Linked DNA regions of Mus musculus: region 1 is linked to region 2. A link is a loop called in an ENCODE intact Hi-C map of the cell type or tissue named here. Cell type or tissue: heart. All regions are shown on one strand.

Region 1 (5,000 bases), 83 kb after region 2:
CACAATGGAATCAGCTGTTTGTCTTAATTAGGTTTCTATTGCTATATTAAAACACCATAATCAAAAGCCCCTTGGGGACAAAAGAGTTTCTTTGGCTTGCAGGTTACAGTCCAATAAAGAGGAAAACAAGCCAGAAACTCAAATCAGGAACCCGGGGGCAGGAACTTAAGCACCAACCATGGAGGGACAGTGCTGACTGGCCTGCTCCCCTAACTAAATTGCTCAGCTTGCTTTCTTATGCCACCCAAGATCACCTGCCTAGAGATGGCCCCTCCCACATCAATCATTACTTAAGAAAATACCTTATAGACTTGTCTACAAGCCAAATCTGATTGGAGGCATTTTCTCAGGTTGAAGTTTCCTCTTTCCAAATGTCTCTGGCTTGTGTCAACTTGCATATAGCTAACCAACGCACCATTTGCTCAGAATGTGTTCTTGTCATTAAGTAACACAAACAATCACAATGTGTCCTTTCTAAAGGCTGGGACATCCCAAGTCAAGGTGTTGTCAGCACTACACTTCCTGAGAACACCGGAGGGAATTCCCTCCTTCTTCCTGCTAGAGTCTGGTGGCGGTGCTCTATTTGAAACTATATGCCTCCTGCCTTTGTCATTATGTGGCTTTCTCCCCGAGTGCCAAAGTTTAATGGTTTTGTATTTTCTTTTCTTTCCTAGATGTCTCCTTATAAAGCCACCAGTAATACTGGATTAAGGGTCTATTCTTGTCCAGAGAGATCTTTAATCTTAACTACAATCTATAATCACCCTATTTCCAAATAAGGAAATATTTGGAAGTAGGAGTGGCCAATAGGTTACTGCGTTTTTTAAATTGCTTTTTGTTTATTTGTTTGTTTGTTTGTTTGGAGACAGGGTTTCTCTGTGTAGCCCTGGCTGCCCTGGAACTCACTCTGTAGACCAGCAGAGATCCACCTGGCTCTGCCTCCTGAGTGCTGGGATTAAAGGCGTGCACCACCACTACCCAGTTTACTGTGCCTTTTTGGTTGGTGGGGAGGGGTATTCAACTCACATGGAAAGGATTTCCTTGAAGCAGTCATGTATTAAATGCATTGTCTCATAATTAAGAGAACATTTAAATGGGAACAAAACAGTAAGCCATGTGACCAAAAGGCTAGTCAAAGGCAGAGGTGTCCAGAGAGGTTTCTCTGAGGGTGACACTGAAGCAAGACAAGGGACTAACAGAAGGGCTGAGGAGAACTGTGTCAGCGACCCATGGAAGATTCACCACAGAGAGCAACTTGGGAAATGAGAGAAGGAACAGGGTTCTCCTGGATGTCACATCAGTAAGTCCAATGTCCCCAAACTGGGGTCTCCTGGATGTCATATCAATAGGTCCAATGTCTCCAGCACCAGGTCTGTCACAGAAGGAAAGCTGTGGATTGTTGTCTAGTTCTCCTGTTGTTTAAGTAGCTGTTTGTTTAGATTGTTATTTGTAGGGGAAGGTGGGGAGAGGAAGGGAGGAGGAAGAAGAGGAGGAGGGGGAAGAAGAGGAGGAGGAGGAGGAAGAGGAGGAGGAGGAGGAGGAGGAGGAGGAGGAGGAGGAGGAGGAGGAGGAGGAGGAGGAGGTAGGTTGTTCAGTCTTTGCGGTGGCATGTTGAGGGAAGCCAGATCTCATCCGTGTTCTCCTTCCTGTGGGGTTTGGAAGCCCCTGAAGAGGTAAGTACCACACAGATGTCTGAGAACTTCTGTTTACCGTGCATCTGAGTAAGAGAGCCTCCGTCAGAGCCCAACCTCCAGTCCATGACTGCTGGGGTCCCTGTGAACTTTCAGCGTGACACATTTAACAAGAAACTCTCTGAGTATGCTTTTGGATCCACCTACCCCATTGCTGAAAAGGAGAAGAAAAGGAAAAATCTCCTACACGTTCAAGAGATATCCCCGATGTTAAGACTGCCCAGGGGACTCAGGTTTGATCCCCAGGACCCCCCTGAAAGCTAATAATTCTCTGTAACTTCAGTTCCGGGTGGTGTTCTCTTCTGACCTCTGAGGGCACCAGGCTCACAGTGGTATACAGACATACATTCGAGCAAAATACCTACACGATTTACATTCTCCAAAGTATTTTTAAAGTGATTTAAGAGCCCTGATCAGGTTGTACAGTGGCTAGGTGTGGTGGGAAGTGGCCCTTCCTTTTCAGGGACAATGCATCCCTCCCTATGCCGGATGGTGGCATTTCATAGCTCAGCCTCCCAGTGTCACCCTCCTGGCCTCCATTTCCCATGTCGCCCCGGGTCAGAGAGGCCCAAGTCAACAGAGGTGACTCCTCCACCCCTCAGGAAGAGAATACTGTGAGAAGGGTTTGCTGCCCAGGGCACATCCCTGAGGTTCAGTCTATGCACTGGGACAGAGCGGCTTCCGGACCAGCATCCAGGTCCGCTGCGAGGCCAGGTGGTGTTGGCGTTGGCCGACTTTACCCTCTCTCCATCACTTTTTCCAGGAAGGGGTGGGCAGTGATGGTGGGGGACGTTGTTGGCAATGAATGATGGGTTTTTTTGAGCTGAAGCCAATGTATTGTGTGTGTTTGGGGTTCTGGCAGCTTGCCTCCATCAAGGGAGACACGAACAAGACCGCCTGCCACCCCAGCCTCGGGTGGGTGTTTTTGCATTGTCAGGGTAGATAGGCACAGTATAGTTATCAACCCAGATTCGAGTCTTTCAATCTCCTCACATCCTTAAGCAAACGAAGCAGGACTGAATGTGGGCTAGGTGAGGCAAAGAGGTGCTCTTTAACCCTTTCTTTCGGGTGTATGCATCTCTCTCGCTCTGTGAAGCGCGCATGCGCGCTTGATATGCAGGTGTGAGGCTGTGAACGCCCAGTGCCTTCCTCATTTACTCTCAATATTTTTGAGACACAGAATCCCACCCAGACCTTGATTCAGCTATTCGGTCTGGCCAGCAAGCCCCCTGGAATCCTCCTGTGTCTGCCTCCTCCGTGCTGGGGTGACAGGTATGCACGGGTTTGCCTGGCTTTTTATACTTGCTCTAGGCATAGAACTCCGGCTTAGGCAGCCAGCACTTTGAGCCCACTTTCTCAACCACTTTATCCAGGGGTGAGATGCCAACAGGTCCTTCCTTTCTGCAGAGCATTACTTGAGTCTAGGTCTTTTTTAAGGCTGCAGCCAAGGGACTATAACCCAGCTGGGTAGAGTTTCTAGCTATTTACAAAACCTTTGTGGTCTGACTTCTTCCTCTCAGAACTTGCCTTTGTCTGAGAAAGCCCAGAACAAAAGAGGGAGGAAATGGCAAAATCAGAATGGCCAACCTTTGATCAACTGCCTGAGCAGTTTCCTTACAGGATCCAGGCCCTCGCTCGCTCATGCCCCAAAGTTCTCTTAAGGAGTCAGGTTACCAGGCCTGAGTTGTGTTCAGCACCTTTCCTACCTGAGCGGATTGCAGTTTGTTTTTATCTGGAAGGTTCGATGAGGCAGGCTGTTTGCCACTGTGGGTGTCTTATTGAAGAAGTTACTGCTGTCACCAGCAGGATACCTGTAAACAAAACCAGATCCCTGACCATCGGTGACAAACTTGAGTGATATTTAAGAGTCTGAGTATGCTACCTGGGGTTGATGGAACCGCAGCACCAGGAGAGACCGTTCTAATTCACAGCCTTGGCAGAACCTGGAAGCCCAACAGCTGGAACTTCAGAGAATCCCTTGGTGGAGGCAACCCGCCAGCCTTGGCAAATCAAAAACTCAGGATGCTCCCTGAAGTTGGAATTCTAAATAAAGGTTGGCCAGTTTTAGTATAGCTTAGCATCTTGAATATTGCATGGGATACAGTTATGCTATAAAAATATTTGTTCTCTGCACGCTGTTGGTGGGGATGTAAATTGGTGCAGTCATCATGAAAAACAGTATAAAAATGTGCTCTAAAAATTCAAGCTATAGCTATCATATGGCTATGGATGAAATGCATACCCACTGAAATAACCATTGAAATGTAATTTTTTATGATGGTATTAGGAGGTGAGGGGCCTTTGGTTAGGTAGTAAGGGTTCTCTATCATGGTGGGATGAAAGATCTTATAAAAGGTTCTTGAGGCCATGGGGTTTCTCCTGCCACGTGTGTGTGTGTGGGGGGGGGGGGAGTCGGGGGAACAAGACTTATCCCTCTGTCACCAGCATAAGGACACAATGATTGTACTAGAGTTGTCACCCTTAACACCTAAGCTCAGCCACTTATCCTCAATATTAAAGCCACATGTAGTGGTAAAAAGGTTTTGTTTTTGTTTTTGTTTTTGTTTTGTTTTTAAAAAAAAAAAAAGGAGATTTATCCAATATGGCCACACTAAGAGGATACACCAATGAGGCCCAGTGACCTCCTCAAGTCTATCTTTGGGGCCCAGACATGAGATTTAGGTTTAAACAGAGGGCAAGAAGTACGCATAACTAAGCAATCCTGGTCAGTGCTACCCATGACTACCTACCTTGTCTCAGCCTGTTTCCACCTTTCAAGCTGGTCCAACACGTTATCAGAACCGTGGGAATTCCCTCCCTGGTAGACAAGATCCTCCTCTAGCTGTCACCTGGCTTCAGCCCTCCCCCTTCCCACTGTGCCATTCCTAGGGAAACTCCAATTCCTTGGTATATAGCATCTCAAGAGCCAGACAGCCAGGGGTAAGGACGCACATGTCTCTCTGTAGAATTTCTTCACCGCTTCCAGGAGGGTTACAGCAAAAGGCTTCTACTCTGGGCTGAGGAGATGGGTCTGTCAGCAAATGTTGGCTGCACAAGCGTGAGGAGTTGAGTTTGGATGCCCGCACCCATCCAAACTCAAGGGATGAGTGATGGAGACGGGAGAGTGGGCCAGAAATTCCTGGACAGTGGTGAAAACAAGAGACTGACCGTGTCTCAAAAACAAAGTGGAAAGAACCCACTCCTGGAAGTTGTCATCTGACCTCTATACTTGAACTATGACCTGCACTGATACTAACACAGAGAGAGGGGGAGGGGGAGGGGGAGGGGGAGGGGGAGGGGAGGGGGAGG
Region 2 (5,000 bases):
ACAGATCCACGATTCTGCTTCTGGAAAGGTACTATGGGAAGACTGATGGAGAGCCAAATGAGGTAGTCTCTGTGCAGACAGAAAAGAATGTGGTCTTGGTGTTAGATGAGATGCTGGAGCTCAGAAGAAGCCAAGTGTCTGCTTGGATGCTTTGAAGGTCTCCCACTCAAAAGCAAAGCCCACTGGTTTCAGAGTATGGCAGGCCTGCTTCTCCTGGCAGAAGTGACCTCCTGTTGAGCCATGTGGAACAGAGCTCAGAATCCCAGAGCAGTCTCTCTTCTGCTTGTCATTCTCAACAAAACTCTTGTCCAAGTTGAAGGCAACAGTCAGTCCCTCTACCCATGCTGCTCTCTCTTACAGAACTAAGACCCTCCTTGGCCTCTGTAGGACCAGCACCAATCAACCTAAGATGCATATAGTTCTCCCTGGCAGTGGCTTCTGATTGAGAGGTGCCAACCTCGAATGTCAGCTCTCAGAGCTGGAATCTGTGCATTATACACCACTGAACTCAAGGTGTAGTGGGCTGTCATGCTGCCACACAGCTGTGATGGTTACTGTCATATTAAAATGCCCCCAAGTGACACAGAGCCACCATCTGACAGAAATTGCCTACAGTATGTCCATGAGGTCTCCAGGGTCCTTTCTGATGTGGGGCCAATGCCTTGCCACTAGCTGCTAAATTATATTTAAGCCCTCCTCAATTGTCCTTAAAACTTAATTCAGTGCCCAATATCTCAATAAAAGATATGTGTGAATGGATGAATGGATGGATAGTTGGATAGGTGGATGGGTGGATGGGTGGATGGATGGATGGATGGATGGATGGATAGGTGGGTGGATGAATGAGTGGGTGGGTGGATGGATGGATGGATGGATGGATGGATGGATGGATGGATGGATGGATGGATGGAATCAACAGTTGTTCACTATACATAAGGGGCAGGAATATGATCTTTGATCTTTGTGTCCTATTTTCTAAGGATGCAGGCCTTGCTCTCAGCTGAACTTCCTCAATCCATCTCAAACAGCTTGAAACCAGCTTTATAACTCGAGGTCACCCTGTTGGTGCACCTGGGGTTTCTATGCACTATTCTCCCATCCCCCAGAGGTACACACAAAAGCTTTCTGTAGTGAGAAGCATATCTAAAGAACAAGCCACAGTTTGCTTTGCATACGTAAGTGAAGAATTGGTCCCTGGTTGAACATTATGGTGGTCGTTTATTCTGGAAAAGGCAGTTCAGAAAAAGATATCCCTTAAAACGCTATAGCAGCCCACTTGGAACTCTTCCATGGAGGGACTGTGAAAGACACTTGAGCTTAAGAGCAGTTTTGAGTGGACAGAGGGTTCTTTAATTTCCCATAACCGCAGCATGAGAGAAGTATGTCTATTACCTGTAACTGTTCCTGAAATGTGTGACCAGGTCTATCTCAGAGGTTACCAGTGTTCCTTGTAGTGCCTAGCAGCCCCCGCTAAGACCACTTTAGAAGTGCCTTTGCAGTTCTTAGCTACTGTTGTAAGGCTTTCAGTGTCTGGGAAAGCAGAGAGAAACTCCCTCTGTTTAAGATTTGCCCTTGCACGGACCTTAGCACTCAGCAGGGAGTCTGACAGCATATAGCATCTCTCCCCCTCCCTCTCCCCCTCCCTCTCCCCCTCCCTCTCCCCCTCCCTCTCCCCCTCCCTCTCCCCCTCCCTCTCCCCCTCCCTCTCCCCCTCCCTCTTCTCCTCTCTCTCCCCCTCCCTCTCCTCCCCCTCTCCCCCCTCTCCCCCTCTCCCTCTCTTCCTCTCCCTTTCCCTCCCTCCCCCTCTCTCCTGTCATCCATCTTCCCAGCTCCCCTAAGAGAGCCATTTTGGTTCCATACAAAGGGTTGGGACTGAACGGAGGGCAGGAGACTCTGAAGCCACTGTCTTTTGTGTCTTGTTGTTGTTGTTGTTGTTGTTGTTGTTGTTGCTAAACTTCAGATTCAGCAGTGGGACTGTTTCTTTCTGTTATAGCCTCGATTTTCCTAACTTTAAACCCAGAGTCACCATGCAGCGTCCCTTGGGAGCACAGAATACAGGGTGTGGGGAAGGAAATCACAACCCCTCTGGAACTTTTGGGAAGGACCAGGTTCAACTCCCCAAATGCCCTTAGGAGTGAAACTCAAAACCCATCCCTAGGCTAAACTGGGCAGCCCAACTAAACCCTTGCCTTGAGAAGGGGGGCACTGAGCACTGGGCTTGCTTAAGCCCTGCTAACCACAAGCTGCCAATTACCACATGCAGATCAGGGCAAGCTCCTACCCTCCCCAGAAATGACCAATGGAAAAGAAAGAACAGAGTCCGGCCTGGCCAGGCAGGATACAGTCTATGGAAAGGGGTTGTTTTTGTTTCCATTGCCATAGCAAACACATCCTCTTGACTTACTGAGGAGGGAAACAGTATGGTCGCCCTGCTGGAGGTTACCAAGGTGAACAGAAGCCGAGATTAAAATCTGCCAGCCCAGAGATGCTCTGAAACACAGGAAGGCCCAGAGAGGAAATCTAGTGTGCTATTGGTAAATTTTTTTTGGACGCTGTTTACGTTTGAACTTTTCTCTGTTTTCCTGTCGAAACTTCCGTACCCTCTTCCTGAGTCACCACGAAGGCCTGGACAATGCAGTCCCTGCGCTGCGGTCGGACATGGGCAGGGCCCCACTTCCTCCTTCCTGCAGGGATATCCTTCCTTTCCTATAGAAGAGGTAAGAATGCAAGGTTCATGTGAAAATGTTATTATATTCCTTATCTCAGTCATTCGGGCTTTGCCATTTGGCGACAAAAAGTCCGCCTGGCCACGTTCACAATAGAGGTCGCCCCTGTCCCTCGATTTGGCTCTTGCTGTTTTCTCAGCTGAAGAGGGCAAACAGGCTGTTAGAAATGTTGCTTGTTTTCCAGGATCTTATCAGGAGTTCATGTCGAAGGCCAGACACAAAAGGGAGGGCTCCATTTCTTTTTTTTTTCCTCCCCTTTCACCCCCCCCCCCATCATTGTTTTTCATTGAACTGACAGGAAGTGAGAGTCCCCCTGCCTGTCCCTCTGGGGAGAAAAACGGATTCTATTCTGTTTTTCAGATGTATCCCCTACCACCACAAGGTTTACCCTGAAATGAACGTGCCCTACATTTACACAAAGGTGGACCCTCAGGATCGAAAATGAGCCCGTTTTAAGTGGAGATCTTTGGGTGTGACCACTGCTCTCTGCCTCATGGAAATGCACAGGCCCTTGGAGGAAGGAAACTCCTTTGCCTGGAGTTCACATAAACTAGCAGTTCCCACTTACAACTGCCTGGCAGGGTAGGTTGAATGTTGGTGTGGGACACAGAAGCCACAGACATATCTTAAGAATTCTGGTGATTGTGGCCAACCCCCGACCTTCTACTTAAACAGGCTCAGTCTCTGAAGTTGATCTGATGGGATAGAGGCTCTGTTCAGGTGCTCTGTGTCCTATGGAAGTGACCCCCCCAGATGATAACATTTTAAGAGAGGCAGTCATTTCACATGTAAACCCTAAACACAGGAGTTACATAGAGCTTTATTATATTTCATGAGCAGAGGGGCCTCACTACTCAAAATTGCTTCATCTTGGCGCACAGGCTTAGACCCTGGGAAGCCACTCCTCGGTAGAGTCATGACACAAGTCATTCCACTTATTACCTTCAACACCACCAGAGTCAGAAAGCAGTATCATTCCACTCAACAGTAGCTGTGATTTTGCCAAGCCATGTCAGCCTCAGCCCACAGCTCCTCCTCTGATCAAAGAGCCTATGCTCCGGTCTCATTTTCCAGTGCTCAGGCTGCTTGATGCTTGGGCTCTCACACTGAGAAAGGATATTTGTAGGCTGGGAGAAACCTTCCAGCTTCCTTCCTCTCAGGCTCTGTAGGATGACCTTGTTGGTGGACTTCTCTGCAGGTCCACACCCTTGACTATGTATGATGAGACCTTCCTACCCCCAAGTTTAGTCTAGGGTACCCATTTGATGTTCCTGAAGAACTTGCCAAAGGTCTCCTCTGTAGTGTCTCTATGCCATAGTGATAGACAATGTGGAAGCAGTTATTTCTTTGCTCAAGAGTTAAGTCCTTGAAAGAAAAACTCTGTTGTCTGGGCCATACTTGCTCCCAAACCCTAAAGTTTCTTTTCCTGCTTGCTGCTTCCTTACAACCTGAGACAGCAGGGCTTTTCTGTGTTGATCGGCTCAGAGAAAGGAGATTATAATAAACAGGTTTTAAAAAACAGCCAGGAGGCCAGGCAGTGGTGGAACACGCCTTTAATCCCAGCACTTGGGAGGCAGAGGCAGGCAAATTTCTGAGTTCGGGGCCAGCCTGGTCTACAGAGTGAGTTCCAGGACAGCCAGGACTACACAGAGAAACCCTGCCTTGAAAAACAACAACAACAAACAACAACAAAACAAAACAAAAAAAAAACCAAACCAAACCAAACCAAACCAAACCAAACCAAACCAAAACAACCAACCAGGAAGAGACTCTCCCTAACTTTTGTGTTTCAAAAGCATTGTCTATCAAGGAAGTTGAAAAGACCCACAGGAAAGACAGAACAGTTGGCAGAAATGTCATGGATAAGCAAAGGTCTGAGTTCAAAGCCAGTCTGGTCTATAGAGTGAGTTCTAGGACAGCCAGGGCTGCACAGAAAAACCCTGTCTCTAAAACCAAACCAAACCAAACCAAACCAACCAACCAACCAACCAACCAAACAAACAAACAAAGTAAAACAAACAAAATCCCCAAAAACAAAACAGAGAAAGAAGAGGAAAAGGAAGAGAATGAGGAGGAGGAGGAGGAGGAGGAGGAGGAGGAAGAGGAGGAGGAGGAGGAGGAGGTGGAGGAGGAGGTGGAGGTGGAGGTGGAGGTGGAGGTGGAGGTGGAGGTGGAGGTGGAGGTGGAGGTGGAGGTGGAGGTGGAGGTGGAGGTGGAGGTGGAGGTGGAGGAGGAGGAGGAGGTGGAGGTGGAGGTGGAGGTAGAGGAAAGAAT

The links. Peaks named below come from ENCODE experiments on the same cell type or tissue, not always from the same donor. Only the 100,000 strongest peaks of a DNase experiment are listed, where the experiment ranks them.
Region 1: a loop joins it to region 2, with 7 times the contacts of the local background. A loop is called at or near these places in 6 of 42 quality-filtered maps.

Annotation. Positions count from the first base shown.
Region 1 is chr10:93,416,578-93,421,577 of GRCm38, forward strand. No RefSeq gene overlaps it. Among named protein-coding and RNA genes, the nearest start is that of Gm40742, 12 kb to the right of the region's middle. In heart, no CTCF peak of the experiment used is centred here; DNase peaks (open chromatin) are centred at 534 and 2,244; H3K27ac peaks cover 792 bases.
Region 2 is chr10:93,333,625-93,338,624 of GRCm38, forward strand. It overlaps Gm17745 (predicted gene, 17745), which reads left to right and starts at 2,587. Exons shown (of 3, transcript NR_038014.2): 1 at 2,587-2,717. In heart, CTCF peaks have their summits at 2,827 and 3,071; DNase peaks (open chromatin) are centred at 2,707 and 3,257; H3K27ac peaks cover 3,476 bases.